Regions from separate parts of the Homo sapiens genome. Here region 1 is linked to region 2. Evidence: chromatin loops called from intact Hi-C (ENCODE). Cell type or tissue: heart right ventricle. All regions are shown on one strand. Links, peaks and the distances in the headings refer to the core of each region. The heading gives the core; the rest is flanking DNA.

What was found. Hi-C counts contacts between places; a loop is a spot of excess contacts. Peaks named below come from ENCODE experiments on the same cell type or tissue, not always from the same donor. Only the 100,000 strongest peaks of a DNase experiment are listed, where the experiment ranks them.
Region 1: it touches region 2 in a loop (2.0-fold over the local background); 85 of 110 quality-filtered maps call a loop at or near these places.

What each region holds. Positions count from the first base shown.
Region 1 is chr3:183,996,343-184,007,106 of GRCh38, forward strand. The region is part of intron 2 of ABCC5 (ATP binding cassette subfamily C member 5); the gene reads right to left. ABCC5-AS1 (ABCC5 antisense RNA 1) reads left to right here and starts at 9,996. Exons shown (of 3, transcript NR_046570.1): 1 at 9,996-10,119. RefSeq lists a silencer at 10,675-10,724. In heart right ventricle, for the core only: a CTCF peak has its summit at 6,230; a DNase peak (open chromatin) is centred at 6,403; H3K27ac peaks cover 3,400 bases.
Region 2 is chr3:183,890,768-183,901,531 of GRCh38, forward strand. It overlaps the pseudogene CYP2AB1P. Among named protein-coding and RNA genes, the nearest start is that of MIR4448, 9.4 kb to the left of the region's middle. In heart right ventricle, for the core only: CTCF peaks have their summits at 4,640 (motif pointing right) and 4,839; no DNase peak of the experiment used is centred there; H3K27me3 peaks cover 1,521 bases.

The DNA of each region.
Region 1 (10,764 bases), core at 1,553-9,552, 110 kb after region 2:
ATTTCATTTTCTTCATTTCTAAAATGCCTAGTGACAGTTTTCACTAAAACCTATTCATAGAAAACTAAATGGACTTAATATTTTTAAAATCCTCTGATTGCATGGTTTTTGTTCTTTTTACTATATATAACTATGTCATGTTTCACCACCTCCTAGGTAGTAAGTTACTTCCTATATTGGAAAACATCAAAATCAAAGGCTCTTTTTAAAAAGATTCAAATGAAAGCTGCCAGGCAAGTCTTCATTCCCCAGGTTTCTCGTGAGTACTGCAGTGGCACTACTGATGGCAGAGACTCAGGGCTCTCCTGCTGCCTTTGGTTTTAGAACAGGCACTCAGTGCAATTTTATCCTAACAAACCCCCATAAAAGTGGTTGAAATAGCACTAATCTCAGAATTCTCATGTAACAAAGCATGGAGTAGAAATTCTCACAGTAAGAGGATGGAAAAGTCTATATTGTTGATCAAAAAGAATCAAACCTTGCTACTCTAAGCAACGAACTTTCCAAGTCACATCCTGTCCCTGTTATTCTTTCCTAAACGTTTTCCCAAATTGTCAATCTTGTTGTCATATCTTTACACATTGCCCAAGTCAGGAAAATGAAATATCTGATGGAAATACAGGATATGATACAGGATCTTCTCCTTTGAAGGAACCACTGTCCTACTCCATATTTGCACCTACCTCCTTCAGAGACAGGTCTCTCAAAACAATAAGCAACAGATATTCAGCTGTTGGCAAGAACTTTCAAATGTTAACATGAAAAATAAATAAATAAAAAATAAAAACAAGAGAAAATAATTCTCTTACTCCAACAAAACTATTTTTTCTTATGGCCTTAAAGTATGAAGATCTCCACAGGCAGAATTTTCCCACAGCTGGAAGCCATAGTAAATACAGTGATTTCAAACATGAATTTTAGAAGATAGATACAGATTTAAGTTTCAGTTTACTCATTTTTACAATGATACATGCATCTACCACATAGGGATGAGAGGAATTAATGGGATAATTAAAAGTGCTTAGCAAAATATTGGGTATATAATAAACATTCAATACATGTTAGCTATATTATCCCAATTTACTTAGCCAATAAATCTTAGGGTCTGTCTCAACGATTTCTTCTTTCCTTTAGTTTTCCCTGACTCTTTCAAGGTCGGGGAACTTACTTCCTTCCTCCTATGTCTTCCCTGTACCTATACCACCACAGCCCAATGCTTCTGGTAAGAGCTCCTAGAGGGCAAGCTGTCTTCCTCTTGTTTATATCCCTGGCCTCTGGCATAGTAGAGAGTTTGGCACCCAGTATTCAAACGTCAATGAAAACACCTTCAAAATACCTTCTTTCCCTTACATTCTACATATCATCAATTAATGCTACATGATATACCACTGAGGCGATCTTACCCATTCCACTTCTGTTTAGATTCTCTAGCTGTTTTGCTTATTATTATTTTTGTCTGAGACAGGATTTTGCTCTGTCACCCAGGCTGGAATGCAGTGGCACAATCATAGCTCACTGCAGCTTTGACCTCCCTGGCTCAAGCAATCTCCCACCTCAGCCTCCAGAGTAGCTGGGACTACAGGCATGCACTACCACCATGTCTGGCTAATTTTTTTATTTTTTGTAGAGACGGGTTCTTACTATGTTGCCAAGGCTGGTCTTGAGCTCCTGGGCTCAAGCAATCAATCCTCCATTCTTGGCTTCGGAAAGTGCTGGGATTACAGGTATGAGTCTCCACACCCAGCTTTTGCTTATTATTAATAGTATAATATACAATTATAGTTTTATTTTTCTCCTTCTAGATTATTTAGGATAAATTCTATCCCTGGGGTTACAGGATTAAAAAAATGTAGCTCCTAGCAATTAGACTTCTACCCAGTTTGCCCCAATTAACTTTATTACAGGATATGTGCTCCAGTATTATTGCAAAAGAGAATTGCTATTAACTTTAGTACTTTCACTTCTATTTTGTGGACCTCAGGTTGTCTTGACATTAGCAAGAAATAAAGGAAGCTATAGCAATCTTCCTTGTGTACAGCCAAATCTCACGACTAGTATGCATTTATAAAGGCAAGCTTTTCACTTAAAGGTAATTAAGAAAATTTATACAAATTTATAACAAACCAACATAGCATGTACTATGTGCCAGACACTGTTTTAAATGGTTTACAGATACTAACTAATTTAATCCTCATAACAACCCTTTGAGGTAGGTACTAGTATCCCTGTTTTACAGCTAAGGAAACTGAGGCACACCGATGTTAGGTCACAGCAGGGATTTCAATCCAGCCTTGAGCTAAGGGTCTTGATCACTATGCTATGGGCCTGTCAAAAAAAACAAAAAAACAAAAAACAAAACCAAGCAAATAAACCATAACTGTACAAAATGATCCCAGGTGTACCTCATAAATGGCTCTTCTCTCTTCCCCAGGGTGAATACCAGATTAAGATAAACAATGACTCAGGGCCAGGCGTAGTGGCTCACGCCTGTAATCCCAGCATTTTAGAAGGCTGAGGCGGGTGGATCACCTGAGGTCAAGAGTTCGAGACCAGCCTGGCCAATATGGTGCAACCTCATCTCTACTAAAAATACAAAAATTAGGCGGGCATGGTGGCACATGCCTATAGTCCCAGCTACTCGGGAGGGTGAGGCAGAAGAATTGCTTGAACCTGGGAGGTGCAGGTTGCAGTGAGCTGAGATCGCGCCACTGAACCGCAGCCTGTGTGACAGAGGGAGACTCTGTCTCAAAAAAAAAAAAGAAAAAAAAAAAGAAACATAAAATAACAGCATCTTTATACTAACCTGCCAGTAACTGCACAGATGTCTCCCACTTGAAACTAACTATATGCTTGGATGTCTAACTTCTCTTCCTCTCTAGGCTTCCTAAAAAAGCTCACATGGCCAAGCATGCCAGGAAAAAAAAAAAAGTATGTCTATTTGAAGGTAAAAATAAATATTTTCTACCACAGTTAACATTCCATAAAGTGAGTTATCAACATTCTAAGGTTGAATGGATTAAAAATGGCAATGAACCAAGAGAAAAGACTTAATATATTCAAGCTATAAGGGCTTACTATACAAAAGCATAAATAATATAACAAGGTAGGGAATCATGAGTCAGTGAATATTGTTGGGACAAATAAATACCAGATTGGGCCAGGTGCACTGGCTCACACCTGTAATCTCAGCACTGGGAGGCCAAAGTGGGAGGATCGCTTGAGCCCAGGAGTTCAAGACCAGCCTGGGCAACAAAGTGAGAACCCATCTATATACAGCATTTTTTAAAACTAGCCGGGCATGGTGGTGCACACCTGTGGTCCAGCTACCTGAGAGGCTAAGGCAGGAGGATCGCTTGATCCTGGTAAGTCGAGGGTACAGTGAGCCATGATTGCACCTCTGCACCCCAGCCTGGGTGACAGAGACAGTCACTCACATCCTACCTACTACCTACCTTCCTACCAACTAACCAGATTGGAGATGAATTAATTGATATCCAGGTTTCATATCATACATTAATCCATCTGGAATTAACCTCCCAAAAATTACATTAAAAATGATGACATAAATTATATAGCATACTTAGTCCAGCTATGATGGGGGACAGCCTCCATTTACACCCAACAAGCAGAAATGTATCAAAGGGAAGAGAGGTTCAAACATGAAAAGGAAACTTTTTTGCGTAAGGAAATTAGCATTAAGAGAAGGGAAGATAAAGCTAAAGAAGTGACCAAGTGGCTGGGCGCGGCGGCTCACACCTACAATCCCAGCACTCTGGGAGGCTCAAGCGGGCAGATCGCTTGAGCCTAGGAGCTTGAGACCAGCCTGGGCAACATGATGAAACCCCGCCTGTACAAAAAAATACAAAAAAGGGACACCGTTAGCCCCAGCTACTCAGGAAGCTGAGGTGGGAGGATCGCTTGAGCCAGGACCATCGGGCTGAAGTGAGCCAAGATCATGCCACTGCACTCCAGCCTGGGTGACAGAGTGAGACCCTGTCTCTAAATAAATAAATAAATAAATAAAAATAAGAAGTAACCAAGTAGCTAACATAATAATATATTTCGAGTAGTGGACTTGTACTGAAAAAGTAAAATACAGTATTTTTTCATCCATTCATTCAACTAGTCCTTACTGAGGGCCTACTATGTGCCAGGCACTGTTCTAGATACAGGAGAGAACACACAGACCCAATGTCACCAATCGAGAAATACAAATTAAATTTAAGATACAACCACATAAGCCTTAAAAGAGATAAAATCTAATATGGAAAAGAAAATGCAATATGGAAAGGAGAGAAATATAGACAAACATACACGGTCTGAACATTAAACTGATTTTTAATATGCTACCAGCAGGGATTCAGGAGAGCAAACTGGTAATATGTAATACTACATACTCTGTGTCTCCATAATTTTACTGCATAAAGGAAAATCTTCCAAAGGAAAAAATCATTAAACCCAACAGCTTACAGGGATCTAAATGCCTAATACAAAATCAATGGCTAACCTACAGTAGATCAACACTCTAGTTCAGCACTGTCCAATAGAAATATAATGCAAGCTGCAAATGTAAGCCACATAATGTAATTTAAATTTTTCTAGTAGCCACATTTAAAAAGTAAAAAGTAGGCAGTGTACAGTGGCTTATGCCTGTCATCACAACACTTTGGGAGGCTGAGGTGGGAGGATGGCCTCAGGCCAGGAGTTTGAGACTAGTCTGTGTAACCCTCCAAAACCCCATCACTATAAAAAATTTAAAAGTTAGCCAGGCATGGTGGCACGAGATTGTAGTCCTAGCTACTCAGGAGGCTGAGGCAGGAGGATCACAGGAGCCCAGGTGTTTGACGCTGCAGTGAGCCATGGTCATGCCACCGCACTACAGTCTGGGTGACAGAGTGAGACTCTGACTCTAAAAATAAAAAGTAAAAGGTAAATTAATTTAAATAATATATTTCATTTAACCCAATGCAAAGTATTATCTTTTTTAACATATAATCAATGTGAAAAATTATTAGGTATTTTACAAACGAGGTATTTCTTTTTTCGTACTAAGTCTCTGAAATCAGGTATTTTATGCTTACAGCACATCTCAGTTCAGACTGGCCACAGGTCAAATGCTTAATAGCCACAATAGTACTGTGTCGCACGGTGCAGCCCAGGAGTTCACAAGTGAGGGTGTTTTGCTTGCCCAGAGGACATGTGGCAATATCTGGAAATGTTTGAGGGGTGCTACTAGCTCTAGCAGGTAAAGTCCAGGGATGCTGCTGAACATCCTACAATGCACAGGATAGCCCCCACAACAAAGAATTATGTGGCCCAAAATGTCAATCGTACTAAGGTAACCCTAGATAGCTGAAGAGCTAACACAGTTAGTACTGATATAGGCTGACCTAGAGGAATGTATTTTATGAGGCCATTTGTTTTTTGTTATGATGCTTTCAATCCCTTTTACAAGTAACTTTTTAAAGTTTCCCCTGAAACAAGATGAGGGGACCCATTTCTCTTAAGGAGCACAGCACACTGAAAGGCTGTCAGTGGCCAGACGACCCAGCCACACAGAAAGGCACCCACAGCAGCTGCTTTGTCTTAAAGGGAAAAATACTGGCAGATCCAGGAGCTGAGAAAAATATCAAACGAGGAAGTATGACTGCCATTTATATCTTCCCCATGACTATGTGACTAGGATACTCAGCATTTTTCCTACCAAGGTAATGGCAATGGGGCAGGAGTAAGGTCACAGGGAAGCTAAAGAGGGACAATGAAGTTCAGATTCTGCCGGGTGGGGTGGCTTATGCTTGTAATCCCAGCATTTTGGGAGGCCAAGGTGGGAGGATCACCTAAGGTTGGGAGTTCGAGACCAGCCTGGCCAACATGGTGAAATCCCGGTCTCTACTAAAAATACAAAAATAAGCCGGGTATGGTGATGCATGCCTGTCATCCCAGCTACTCAGGAGGCTGAGGCAGGAGAATTGCTTGAACCAAGGAGGCAGAGGGTGCAGTGAGCCAAGATCGCACCACTGCACGCCAGCCTGGGCAACAGAGCCAGACTCCGTCTCAAAAAAAAAAAAAAGAGAAAAACAAAAACAACAATAACAAAAAGCAATTCAGATTCTGTCAAGGTTCAAACAAAGATCAGGGAAACACACATTCATAGACACCTCTGGTATGAAAAACAGGTAACATTCGATTCATAAGCAGACAGATCTGCTCTTGCAAAAGACGCTTCTGCGGGCGCTAACGCCATCCTCAGGCCTCAGATAATCAGCGCACCTATCACACCCCATGGCCACCACTTCTCCAGCTGTCCCATCTCATTTTAACAGGCTGCCAGAGCAAATGCCTGCTGACAGGGCAACCAAGGGCTTTTCCCCTGCACGGAGGCCTCTGGGACAGATACCAGGGGCCAGAAATCGTTCCCCGTCTGAACAATCCAATCCCTTCCTGGAGGCCGGACAACAGCAGGGTAGCCTGCCTAATAAGCCTCGGGCTGAGGATTCAACCAAGTTGTTCCTGAAGGCAGAGACTGCAGGTGTCAACTGGCAACAGAGAGGTACCTCGGTTTCCAAGGGGGTTAAAGGCTGCCTGCTCCTGTCTGGCACACCCCTCAAATAAAGCGGTATCTGGGGCACAATCGGAATCAACAGGCCTCAGATCTCACAACACTGTCTTCCTCTCCTCTCCTCATTCACAAGACCTTAAGACAAACAAGACAATGGGCGCCTCTTCAAATACATCCTTCTGGCCAAGAAAACCATTTCTACAGATGTCCCAGGCCCACGCAGCCTTTATGACAAACATCTAGAAAGACAAACTTTTAAGGGGAACTGTTGTGCCACTAGATATACTTCTTAAGGGACTCAGAATATTAGAAATTAAATTTAAAAGTGAATTAAAATTCACTTTTAAATTTAAAAAGATCAAAAACTGATGTCCTCCCAAGACCGGCTGACTTCAGGCCTTCCCGCCCTTCCTAATCTCCAACAAGTTAAAGAAACCTACCAAGCACGTTTCCTCTGCAATTCCCACCACATCCTTACTCCCCAGTGGGTTGTTATCACAACCCTGACCATCTTAAGCTCTTCCCTTAAGAACTTCCAAATAGTAGCCATTTCAGTCAAGAGGATCAGCAAAATTCTAGAACCCAACCTATATGGGGAAGAAGCAGAATACAAAAGAAAGAGCTATTATTCCAAGTCAGGGAAGCTGCTAAACTCAGTCCTATCACTCAACAGCTATACTACACTGAGAAAAGAATTAACTTGAGCATCAGCTCACTTATCTGTAGCTGTGCTATGTTACTCTCAAGCCGATGATCAGCTAGCAATACAATTCACAAACATATCTCCACCACCACAGTAAAACAGGTATTTGTCTGCAGTTGATAATCTAGCATTACTCCATAATCACCAGGAATTTGAGGGCTTTCAGTTGTTTCATAAGCTAAATTCCAAGGAACTTATTCAAAGTTCCTGTTATGTTGGGTCTAAGATTAACTTTGTTAATAGCATGGTAAGGTTTCAAAGGATTAAACTGAAAATGAATCACAGGGGTAAAACGGGATTTACAGGAAACACTTGGAGCCATTGAGTGAGGGGAGAGAACAGACTTTATTCCATGAGATCTAGAGATTCCCAGCACTGCCTACCTACTAGAATCACCAGAGGAGTTTTAAAACAATACCAATGTCTGGGTTCTATCCCAGAGACTGATTTAATTGGTCTGGAATAGGACCCCAACACTGGTATTTGTTGAACATTCTTCAAGTGATTTTAACATTCAGCCTGGCCTGAAAACCACTGATTTAGAGAGTTGTGAATATTGGTCTTTTGCATTTGACAAAATCCCTTCAACAAGATTTTCAGGCTTTAGCTAAAAAAAAAAAAAAAGGCCAGGTACAGTGGCTCACACCTATAATCCCAGCACTTTGGGAGGCCCAGGCAGGTGGATCACTTGAGGTCAGGACTCGAGACCAGCCTGGCCAACATGGTGAAATCCTGTCTCTACTAAAAATGCAAAAATTAGCCAGGCATGGTGGTGCACACCTGTAATCCCAGGTACTTGGGAGACTGAGGGCAGGAGAATTGCTTGAACCTAGAAGGCAGAGGTTGCAGTGAGCCAAGACCATGCCACTGCACTCCAGCCTGGGTGACAGAGACTCCGTCTCAAAAAAAAAAAAAAAAAAAAAGGCCAAAATATAATTTGTAAATGAAACTTCCTCCAGTGCCTAACACAATGTGTGTTAAATGCTTAGTACAAGGCTTTCTGGGTTCCATCATGTGACCACCATACTGCAGAGCAGACCAGAACTGCTGATCACCGTGAGAAGCAAACACAAAGGTCAGGGGCTGAGTGGTTTGGCTATTTTTCTACTGTGAGACACAACATTTAAGAAAACTAAGTGACTGCTCAATATCATACCTGCATAATACCAAAGAAAAGTAAACAGAAGGTTGTCAAGTTAACAGGATTCTTAAAAAAGCCAAACAATTATAAGCATTTATTGTAACCCATTCTGTGTAGTTTATCTCTAAAAGCCTGAGTGTGTCTATTTCCACCACATAAATATAGATTTCATAATAACATACAAATCCTTTTTAGCGAGATTTGCTTTTGAAAACATATCCTGAACCCTCAGGTCAGGTACAGCTGTCAGTGTCGTGGCGTCTCCTGGGTGGTTCCATGCTCTTTTCAGCAGCCCAGCACACTGGGCCAGAGACAGGCAACAGAGCCATCATGCTTCAAAGAGGAGCCAAGTGCTGTATTCTGAGCCACCGAATTCCAGAAAGAACATCCTTGGGAAGCTCACCCAGCCCCAGCATAGTCTGCCTAGTAAGTGTCTCTCCTGGGCCTCACCTACAGAGAGGTGAGGCTAAATGGGGACTGGGCAAGACGGCCTTTGAGGTTCCATCCATCTTTTAAAGTACACATGTCAGTCTTGCTTTCTACCTCCATGAGCAGGCTTTGGTAAGTGGAAGTTCTCATCTGATATCTAGTAACAATTGATTCTTTGAACAGCTAATTCATAAAATAATCTTAAATAGTTAAAACATATATAACATCTAATTATCTAAATAGGCTAACTCCTTAAAAGGGGGGCAGGGAGGAAAAGGATAAATTTAATTCTGCTCATTAGTGGACTTCAGTGCACCAAATTAACTTCACATTAGTCTGTGAGTTTAATAATGACAGGTTTAACCATTGCAAAGCCTTCTGGAGTCCCTGTTTCTTTGCGTTGACCTTTTTATTTTTGACTAAAAGAGAGGGAAAAACGGTAAGACATTAAAAAAAGCATGAACAGGGAGGGGGGAGGGATAGCATTAGGAGATATACCTAATGTAAATGACGAGTTAATGGGTGCAGCCCACCACCATGGCACACGTATACATATGTAACAAACCTGCACGTTGTGTACATGTACCCTAGAACTTAAAGTATAATAATAACTAAAAAAAAGAAAGCATTAACGGAAACCCACCTAACTGTGGAAACAATATTTCATTGAAAAAGTTTTCATTAACCATTTGTAACTTCCAAGTTATCTTAACCAAATAAAGATTTAGGTACTTAAAAAAAAAAAAAACAGGAAGCTAATTCCAACACTTTTCTTCCCCTTTGACAGAAAGTTCCTTTAACTCATGCCAACAGGCTATATTTATTTCCCTTAAGCAGCACTTCCTAGGAAAGCCGCGGCAGTCTTGCAGCAAACGGCATAAGAGAGCTGATGATCCCGGCAGCAGCCCAACCTCAAGAGCCCCAGCGAGCTGTCAATGCAGTTACCAAGCATGAGAGCCACCTGGGCTCCACACCAATCGCACACTGTTGTTACCTCAGCCGGAGATCTCTGGGCTGCTATTGGAGACCAACACCTGGCACCAGACCAGATACGGTGTCACACCCAGCAGCGCCTAAGAGACTACTGTGCCTCATAAAGCTTTATGGATGCCTACAGGGAGAGAAGAAAAAAAAAAAAAAAAAAAGGCAGGTATTCTTACTTATCTTAACCCTGTCCAGAAAATCTGCTGAGTCACCGAGTATCAATCAAGAGAAAAATAATGCAGAGCTGCAAAATGCTAATCTCCTTCCTCCTGCTCTCCTTCCTAACAGCAAGCCGACTCACAGGTAATACTCTTGACTTGGAAAACACAAGGGCATAGACAAATTCACACGTCCTTAGTCTGTAAAGAAAAGCTTTCAGGAGCAAACTCTAAAAGTACAATGTACTAGACAAAACTATTTTATGAAAACAATGGCTGTCTCTGGGTAGAGGAATTAAGGGTGGTTACTTTTTTTCTACAACTTTACACACTTTGTACATTTTCTATAATGAGCCCATATTTCTTTCCTAACAATACATCTTCGAATCATTTCTGGTAAGAGATTAGACCCACATCTTTGATCCCTAAGATACAACTTGAGCTCACCAAAATATTTCAAAGCATTAATTATGAAAACTCCAACCAAGATTAAAGGGTCAGCCTACCACAGAACTAAGGAAATACTAAGTAAGAGCCCTGGATTTTATGAATACTTGCTTTGTTACCTTTCCTAGACACAGGATATTCTAATTTGGTAGGAAGAAAATCCCACCAATGACACACTTTTGAGAGAAGGGGAAAAAATAACTAAAGTTCATGTGCCAGTAATAATGGTACATGAACTTTAGTTTACTTCTGCTTTTTTTTTTTTTTTTTTTTTTTTGAGACAGAGTCTTGCTGTTCCCCAGGCTGGAGTGCAGTGGTGCGATCTCGGCTCACTGCAAACTCT
Region 2 (10,764 bases), core at 838-8,837:
AGAGGCAGGGTTTCACCATATTGGTCAGGCTGGTCTTCAACTCCTGACCTCAGGTGATCCACTCGCCTCGGCCTCCCAAAGTGCTGGGATTACAGGTGTGAGCCACCGCGCCCGGCCAGGAGGCTGACCTTTATGGACTACATCAATGGGCTCTCTTGCTCTCTGGCTCCTAGCTGGGCTCAGCCAATTACAGCCACAAACAAGAGATCGGAGCATAAGGGAAAAATGAGTTTAGAGCACTTATTCTTCCCAGTCCCTCCCTTCTTGAGCCACATGCATTGGCTTCTGTGTTCTCTGTTCTGAAACTCTCCTCATTGCTCCATTTGAGTGAGTGAGCGTGCCCTTTCTGATCAGAACCTGAACTGGCACAGGAAACAAGCACCCTCCATTCAGAGGCTGCAGGAGCATCCTCAGGGGACAGCCAGGGCTCAGTCAGCTGACAAAGGGAAGGACTGGGTAAGGTGTGCTGACCATGAACCAGGCGAAGGAATATTTATTGATTATTATTAGTAGTTGCAATTTATTAGGCACTTAGCATGTACCAGGGACTGTGCTAGGTATTCTTCATGCATTATTATATTTTTAAATTTATTTTTATTTATTTATTTTTTTTGAGATAGTCTCGCTATATTGCCCAGGCTAGAGTGCAGTGGTGCCATCTCTGCTCACTGCAACCTCCGCCTCCTCGATTCAAGCAATTCTTGTGCCTCAGCCTCCCGAGTAGCTGGGATTACAGGTGCCCGCCACTAAGTCCGGCTAATTTTTGTATTTTTAGTAGAGACAAGGTTTCACCATATTTGGCCAGGCTGGTCTCGAACTCCTGACCTCAAGTGATCTGCCCGCCTTGGCCTCCCAAAGTACTGGGATTATAGGCATGAGTCACCACACCCGGCTGCATTATTATACATATATATACACGTATATATATACATATATACGTGTATATATACATATACACATATATATACATATATACACATATACACGTATATATACATATATACACATATACATATATACACATATACATATATACACTATATATACACATATACATATATATACGTGTATATATATGTATATATACGTGTGTGTGTGTGTATATATATATATATTTTTTTTTTTTGAGACGGAGTCTTGTTCTGTCACCCAGGCTAGAGTGTGGTGGCATGATCTCAGCTCACTGCAACCTCCGCCTCCCGGGTTCAAGCGATTCTCCTGCCTCAGCCTCTCAAGTAGCTGGAACTACAGGCGTGCGCCACCACACCCAGCTAATTTTTGTATTTTTAGTAGAGACAGGGCTTCACCATGTTAGCCAGGCTGGTCTCGGACTCCTAACCTCAGGCAATCCACCCGCCTCAGCCTCCCAAAGTGCTGGGATTACAGGCGTGAGCCACTGCGCCTGGCCGCATTATTATATTTAATGTTAATATCAATCAAATGAGTTAGCATTGTTATCTCCACTTTGCAGATGAGGGAACTGAGGCTTATTGATATTCTGATACTTTCTAACTAATTCACCGGCTAGCTTCTGACTTTTATTCCTGTAAATTCAGGCTGGCCCGGTGGCTCACACCTGTGATCCCAGCACTTTGGGAGGCGAAGATGGGCAGATCACCTGAGGTCAGGAGTTTGAAACCAGCCTGGTCAACATGGTGAAACCCTGTCTCTACTAAAAATACAAAAATTAACCAGGCGTGGTGGCGCGTGCCTATAATCCCAGCTATCCGGGAAGCTGAGGCAGGAGAACTGCTTGAACCCGGGAGGTGGGGGTTGCAGTGAGCCAAGATCACTGAACTCCAGCCTGGGTGACAGAGTGAGACTCCATCTCAAAAATTAATTAATTAATTCAGATAATTGTATCTACCTTGTCACTTTGGTATTTAAATGGCTTCGTCTATGTTAGGTGCCCAGTGCACTTCCTAGCACACGGTTGGCAATCAACACATGGCAGCTATTGTCATATCGTCATGAGGATATGGAAGCTGAAAGGGAAGCCTATCCACAGGGGAAGGGCTCCCTGCAGCGTCATCATTTTAGAGCTAAAAACAAAGGTGCGAGTACTTTTGGATGCTGTCTAGGGGAAGGAGAGCCCTGCCAACATAAACAGAGCATTCATCACCCGCCAGGCCCTGTGCTGGGCATTGTCACTCCCGACAATCCTAAAGGAAGCCTCCATTTGTCATATGAGGAGACCGAAGCACACAAGGACTGGGTTATTGAGAGCAAAACTGGGATTTCAACCAAGGCCAAAGTCCAGGTGAGGGAAAGCTTCCTGGAGGAGTTGGCCTTTCAATGGAATAACACGCAGAGGGCTGGACAGGATCAAAGACAGGAGGCTGGATGGTGGAGAGGATGAGTGTTAGAAGGGGCTGCAAGCTCCAGACAGGGGCTCTAACAGAGAAAGGGTTAGGAAAGTGAGGTAGGAAGCAGGTGAATTAGAGCCTGGCTTTGTTTTCTCTGCCCCAGATCCTGCCTGGATCACAGAGAGCTGCCAGCTCAGGGTGGGACCTCCCAGGGCCGAGAACCCCAGGCTGTCTCCTGCTCTCTGGGACCCCACTTGCCTAGTGCTTCCCAGTCTGGACTCCCGAGGCCCTGGATATGGCACCGCACAGAAAATAAGATATCTATGAGAAAGCTCCAGGATTTCACAAAGCCTGAAGAAAGGCCAGAGGCTAATTCACACATCATGGTTTTTGTTTTTTGTTAGGTTTTGTTATGAGACAGGGTCTTACTCTGTCAGCCAGGCTGAAGTGCAGTGGCGCGATCTCTGCTCACTGCAATCTTCGCCTCCTGGGTTCAAGCGATTCTCCTGCCTCAGTCACCCAAGTAGCTGAGACTATGGTGTGCACCACCACGCCCGGCTAATTTTTGTATTTTTAGTAGAGATGGGGGTTTAACCATGTTGCCCAGGCTGATCTTGAACTCCTGGCCTCAAGTGATCCACCCACCTCAGCCTTCCAAAGTGCTGGGATTACAGGCGCAAGCCATTAAGCCTGGCCAATACGTCATGTTTTATTTCTGGTTAGACTCCTTTCAGCCTGGTGTAGCAGTAATGATTGATCTCCTACTAATTAGAAACATTGGTTCATTCATATGTACGTCCTTTAAATAACACAAAAGAGAGAGGTAAGGCATTTCCTTTTTTTTTTTGAGATGGAGTCTCATTCTGTCTCCCAGGCTGTAGTGCAGTGGTGCAATCTCTGCTTACTACAACCTCCGCCTCCCAGGTTCAAGCGATCCTCCTGCCTCAGCCTTCAGAATAACTGGGATTACAGGCACGTGCCACCATACCCAGTTAACTTTTTTGTATTTTTAGTAGACAGGGCTTCACCATGTTTGCCAGACTGGTCTTGAACTCCTGACCTCCGGTGATCTGCCCGCCTTGGCCTCTCAAAATGCTAGGATTACTGGCGTGAGCCAACGTGTCCGGCCCGAGGCATTTCCTTTTTAAAGCTCAGATTTATTGAGGCATGGCTTATATACAATAACACTCATTTAAGTGTACAGTTGTATGAGTTTTGACAAACACATACAGTTGTGTAACCATCACCACAATCAAGATACAGAACATTTCTATTACCCCAGAAAGTTTCCTCATGTCTTTTTACAGTCAACCTATAACCCTGCTCCCGAATCCTGGCAGCCACTTATCTATGGAATATTTTCTGTCCCTATAGGTTTGCCTTTTTAAGAATATCACAGAAATGGAATCATATAATTCATAGATATGCATTTGTGTGAACATATATTTTCATTTCTTTTGGGTAATACCTAAGATTGGGACTGCTGGGTTGTGTGGTGTAATGTTTAATTTTACAAGAAATTGCCAAACTGTTTTCCAATGTAGTCGTACCTTTTTACATTTCCACCTGCAGGGTATGAGAATTCCATTTGCTTCGCATCTTTTCCAGTACTTGGGATTGTCAGGGTTTTCTTTTTAGCAGTTCTAATCGGTATGTAATGGTATTTCATTTGATTTTAGTTTGCATTTCCTTGATGCAAGTCAGTCTTTTTTTTTCTGAGACAGAGTCTCGCTCTGTCACCCAGGTTGGACTGTAGTGGTATAATCTCCGCCCACTGCAACCTCTGCCTCCAGGAACTCACAAGTCATTCTTTGTTTTTGCTTTTGTTTGTTTGTTTGTTTGTTTGTTTGTTTTTGAGACAGTTTCACTCTTGGATCCCAGGCTGGAGAGCAGTGGTGCGATCTTGGCTCACTGCAACCTCTGCCTTCTGGGTTCAAGCGATTCTCCTGCCTCAGCCTCCCGAGTAGCTGGGATTACAGGTGCCTGCCACCATGCCCGGGTAATTTTTGTATTTTTAGTAGAGATGGGGTTTCACCATGTTTGCCAGGTTGGTCTTGAACTTCTGACCTCAAGTGATCCACCTGCCTCGGTCTCCCAAAGTGCTGGGATTACAGGTGTGAGCCACCATGCCCAGCCACAAGTCATTCTTTTTTAATAAACAAGGCTTGTCTGGAGATGCAAGGATTCAAAATTTAGGGACCCTTGTGTGGAAACTAAAGTGGGTCTTTGGTGAAGAATTTGCTGGAAACAGTTATATGGTCTGCTGGCTTTGCTGTATTGAGATGGTGAGATCTTTCTCTGCCCCAGGTCTGCAGAGAACTGCAGTTCTTCCTTCTGGTCAGGAGAGGGCAGGAGAAGGCAGAAAATAAGCTGCCCCCGCTTCACTTTTTTTTTTTTTTTTTTTTTTTTTGGTTTACCAGTCCCCGGCATCTAGAGTATTCGCATTTGCATGCATTATTATATTCATAGTTTTGCTCGAAAGTTTGCCTTTTCCTCTGAACCTAGTTAGCTGCTGCCTTGTGAGGCTTGATTCCCCAATATTAACTTTGTGGACTGATTTAATGCCAAACTTAACCAATCTTATAAAATCTTCGCCTGCCAAAGCATAACTAACCTAATTTAAGAATTGAACTACCCAAACTGAGCTACCTCTGTAGAATCCTTGCTAAGTCTATTCTCCAGTGTCACCCCACAGAGCTTGTGTTAGGGGCAACCATGAGCAGCTGAGCTGCATGAACCCCTGGTCCTCCTCTTTTCTAACTTTGCAGGAACCAAAAGAGACTGAGGAAGGACTTCATGGGGGACAGGCCTCCAGACCCCCAGTGGCTACAGGCCATCCTCCCTAGGACCAGGGCTGGGGCTGCTCAGGCGGGGCACTGCGCAGATCTCCTGGGGCTGGGGTTGCCAAGTGCCGCCAAAGATGTACTCCAGCTTGAGCCCCGGGCTCCCTTCTGGCAGTTGGAACCGAAAGGTCCTGAGGAGGGTGGCAAACATCAGGAAGAGCTCCATTTGAGCCAGCTGGTCTGCTGGGTAGACACGATGCCCTGGAAACAGAGAGAAAAGTCAGAGGTGGCAGCTGTCCCTGTGTCTGTCCCACCACAGCCCCACCCACCACCCAGGATCCAGCTCTGTGCCTAGTACCTGCAGAGAATGGCAGGAAGGCCTCATTGGCCACAAAGTTTCCATCCTTGTCCGAGAAGTGGCCAGGGTTGAACTGTCGAGGGGTCTCCCAGCACTCAGGGTCATAGAGCACAGAGGCCAGGTTGGGTAAGATGATGGTGCCCTGCAGAGAGATGCTGGTGTGGCTCAGGGAGCCTCAGATGGTACCCAGTACCCAGCCCTGACACTGAGCCACAGTGAGCTTGGAGAATACCCAGTGTGTTGGTGGGAGTAGTCCAGGGGCCTTGAGGAGACTCAGCAGCCGGCCCTCAGGCTGCCCTTCCTCCAGGCTCACATCAGTGAAGGAGCTGAGCAGGACACCCTCCTGGCTAAGGACTGCCCAGCTTTGTCCTGAAGACTCCCAGCCACGTCTAGGGACATGAAGCCATTGCCTCCTACAGAGAAGGCCAACAGCTGGGGGCATGTCTGGAAGGGGCCAAGGACAGCCCAGGACAATACACACTGGGGCAGGGGATGTGTGCACACGTGGGTGTTAAGAGGAAGAGACAGAACGAGGAGAAATGGAATGGCAAACAAGCAGAGAAAGAGGAACTGAGTGATGGAAAGACAGAGAGGAGACAGCAAGCTTCACTCTTTAGGGTTGGGGAGAGGAAAACATGAACCATAAGCCCAACTCTAACCTTCAACCTAACCCCAACCCTCACCTTCCCCCAAACCCAAACCCAAATCTTCCCTCTCACCCTCACCTCAGCCCTCACTCTATCTCAAAGGAGAAGTGAGTGATTAGAAAGAGAATCAGACCAAGCAGATGGGAGCAGGGTAACATCTGCTCCTTACCATGTGGGCCCTGGGCTGACCGGAAACAGCATAAGGAGGCCAAAGTGGAGCCAGGATGGGGTCGGTTATGGTCCCCAGCCCTAGAACACTCAGCTCTGGGATTCCGGGGAAGGCCTCATACCCCAGGGCTCATTTACCAAATACCACAAAATTAAACCAGCTATCCCTGTAGAGACCAGAGGGCTGACTACAGAATTCTTGATTCTGACCAAAGAAAAAGCTTGAAATTAAAAAAAAAAAAAAAAGCTTAGCGAGTTTGAAGCCTGCATTCTAAACAGAAACCAATAAAGAATGCAGAAATGGAGCAGCAGATGCTGGCTGGTCGCAGTGGCTCACACCTGTAATCCCAGCACTTTGGGAGGCCAATCAGGGCGGATCGCTTGAGGTCAGGAGTTTGAGACCAGCCTGGCCAACACGGTGAAACCCCATCTCTACTAAAAATACAAAAATTAGTCGGGCGTGGTGGCAAGTGCCTATAGTCTCAGCTACTCGGGAGGCTGAGGCAGGCAAAGGTTGTAGTGAGCCAAGATCACGCCTCTGCATTCCAGCCTGGGCGACAGAGCAAGATTCCATCTAAAAAAACAAAACAACAACAACAAAAAAAAAAACAGAATGCAGAAATTGTTTTCAGGGGAAATTGTTCTTTTTTGCCGTTGTTGCAGTACGGCACGCTTAGGCAAGGTGCCTCATCCTAGCCATGTGTACCAATAGGGCACCCAGACTTGCTCACTCTGTAGCTTCAAGCAGAGGTGTTGGGGAGGCCTGTGTTCTTGCTGCTGCCTGAGTGAGCTATAGATTTCCCAGTTCTAGTCATGGGAATTCCCCCATTTTCTCTACCTGGGATTAAGTAACCTCTGCATTGCAACGGTTCTTACTAATCACCTTCAGAGGAGGAGGCTCCTAGCAAGATGCTCTTTTCCCTCCAGAATTATTTGTGTCCTTTTTTGGGTGATGTTCTGGCCTCCTTGCAAAGGAGGTTCTCAGCTCATGGAACAGGTTCAGAGCACAGCCTATCCAGTATGCAAAAAGGACAGCGCCCCGCCCCCCGCAACAACCGCCCTCCACTTCCCCAGACTGTAGAACCATCTACCTGCTGGGTACCTCCTGGGGTCGCTGTGCCAGCTTCTGCCCAGTAAATGGCAATTTGGAATTCGCAATCAAATAGAATGTCTGAGAAGAGAGACAGGCTGGAAGTGCAACCGTCGTATCAGGGACTATTGCTGTTGTCACGATCACTCAGCTGATGAAATGGTTAGGAACAGTTTAGGAATATCTGTAACATTTAATGATCTACTGTCAAGCTTTGATTCCACTTTCAGCAGACATCTCTCGTCCAAGTTGTAAAAGCTCAATATTGATTTCAGCTCGTTAATGGGCCCCTGGAGCCTTTATCACAGAACAAGTCCTAGAATCAAATTGGCAGGAATGAGCTCTTAATAAGGAAATTTCTAATCCCAAACGGCATAACACAGAGCAGTACCCTGGCCCCCTCTTTTTAACTTAAGTTGGCACAGCTTCTAGACAACCTGGGCCTGGGTCCTTCTGCCACGCCAGCAGCAAGATGACCTGATGCCCTGGTCCTATCCACTTTCCCAGAGACTCTTGACAAACCTGTAAACTTGCTGGCCAATTTCTGCCAAGGACAGAATGACAGTGTAAAACATCTCCATTGAACACATTGGTTCACTTACCTAGAGTGGCATTTTCGTATAAATACAAACAGCAGGGCATATGGTAGGAAAAGAAAACACTTTAGAGTCAGAGGGACATGCATTTGAAACTCAGCTAAGTCACTTACTAGCTGTGTTTGGGCAGTTTCTTAAGCTGCCTATGCTGAAGTTTCTCTATCTATGGAAAAGAAACAGCAACAAAGCGTCCGAAGGATAGGGCTTCTGTGAAGAAAAAAATCTGTGGAGGAAGGAACCTCAAGTCTGGGCAAATTAATAATAAGTTAATAATGGGGCTGGGCATGGCGGCTTATGCCTGTAATCCCAGCACTTTGAGAGGCAGAGGCAGGAGTTCAAGACCAGCCTGGCCAACCTGGTGAAACCCCGTCTTTACTACAAATTAAAAAAAAAATAAAAATAATAAAAATTAGCTGGACGTGGTGGCACGTGCCTGTAATACCAGCTACTTGGGAGGATGAGGTGGGAGAATTGCTTGAGCCCCGGAGGTGGAGGCTGCAGTGAGCTGAGATCACACCACTGTACTCCAGGGCAGTACTCGGGGCAGAGCCAAAGCTCCTTTCCGAGGAAAGTCTCAGGGCTCCCGCCACCACCTCTATGTACAGAGGCATCACCCTGCACCAGGGCACCAAGATGAGTCGCTCTGTTTCATTTTCATTAAAATGGCAACCTCACCACCTACACATGTTGGTATGTTACCTGTTGCGGGAAGTCAGGGACCCCGAACGGAGGGACTGGCTGAAGCCATGGCAGAAGAACCTGGATTGTGAAGATTTCACGGACATTTATTAGTTCCCCAAATTAATACTTTTATAATTTCTTATGCCTGTCTTTACTGCAATCTCTAAACATAAATTGTAAAGATTTCATGGACACTTATCACTTCCCCAGTCAATACCCTTGTGATTTCCTATGCCTGTCTTTACTTTAATCTCTTAATCCTGTCAGCTGAGGAGGATGTATGTTGCCTCAGAACCTTGTGATAATTGCATTAACTGCACAAATTGTAGAGCATGTCTGTTTAAATGATATGAAATCTGGGCACCTTGAAAAAAGAACAGGATAACAGCAATTGTTCAGGGAATACGAGAGATAACCTTAAACTCTGACCACCGATGAGCCGGGTGGAACAGAGCCATATTTCTCTTCTTTCAAAAGCAAATGGGAGAAATATCACTGAATTCTTTTTCTCAGCAAGGAAGATCCCTGGGAAAGAGAATACGCGCCTGGGGGTATAGGCCTATAAACGGCCCCCCTAGGTGTGCCTGTCTCTTATGGTCGAGGCTATAGGGGTGAAATAGACCCCAGTCTCCCATAGCACTCCCAGGCTTATTAGGAAGAGGAAATTCCCGCCTAATAAATTTTTGGTCAGACCAGTTGCTCTCAAAACCCTGTCTCCTGATAAGATGTTATCAATGACCATGGTGCCCGAAACTTCATTAGCAATTTTAATTTTGCCCCAGTCCTGTGGTCCTGTGATCTTGCCCTGCCTCCACTTGCCTTGTGATATTCCATTACCTTGTAAAGTACTTGATGTCTGTGACCCACACCTATTTGCACATTCCCTCCCCTTTTGAAAATCCCTAATAAAAACTTGCTGGTTTTTGCGGCTTGTGGGGCATCACGGAACCCACCGACACGTGATGTCTCCCCCAGACGCCCAGCTTTAAAATTTCTCTCTTTTGTACTCGTCCCTTTATTTCTCAAGCTGGCCGACGCTTAGGAAAAACAGAAAAGAACCTACGTGACTATCGGGACAGATTCCCCGATAGTTACCCCAGTTAGCCTTGACTCCCAGGATACACACCTTTGTGTAATCCCCTCCCCTTGAGGATAGGATGGATTTAGTAACTCACTTCTAACAAATAGAAAATGGGCCAGACGCAGTGGCTCATGCATGGAATCCCAGCACTCTGGAAGGCCAAGGTGGGAGGATCACTTGAGCCCAGGAATTTGAGACCAACCTAGGCAACATGGTGAAACCCCATCTCTACCAAAAATTTAAAAATTAGCCCATTGTGGTGGCACAATGTGGTGCCTGTAGTTCCAGCTACTCAGGCAGCTGAGGTGGGAGGATCACCCAAGCCTGGGAGGTTGAGGCTGCAGTGAGCTATTATTGTGTCCCTTCACTCCAACCCAGGCAACAGAGGGAGACACTGTCTCAAACCAACAACAACAACAACAACAAACCCAACAAATAGAATATGGCAAAAGCGGCCGGGTGCGGTGGCTCACACCCGTAATCCCAGCACCTTGGTAGGCTGAGGCAGGCCAATCACTCGAGGTCAGGAGTTCAAGACCAGCCTGGCCAACATGGTAAACTCCATCTCTACTAAAATATACAAAAATTAGCCAGGCATGGTGGCACATGCCTGTAATCACAGCTACTCGGGAGGCTGAGGCAGGAGAATTGCTTGAGCCCAGGAGGCAGAGGCTGCACTGAGCTGAGATTGCACCACTGCACTCCAGCCTGGGGTGACAGAGCGAGATTCTGTCTCAAAAAAAAAGAATATGGCAAAAGCAATGGGATATCACATCTAAGATTAGGTTACAAAAAGACCATTGCTTCTATTTTGGGTGCCCTCTTGCTTGCTCTCTCTGATGGGGTTCAGCTGCCATGTTTTGAGCTACCCTATGCAGAGGCCCATGTGTCAAGGAACTGAAGGTCTCCAGCCAACAGTTCATGAGCAACCGGGTCCTGAAGACCTCCATGTAAGTGAGCTTGAAGTGGAGCCTCCCCTAGGGGAGTCTTCAGGTGACACTGTAGCCCCAACAACAACTTGATGGTAACCTCATGAGAGACCTTGAGTCAGAGG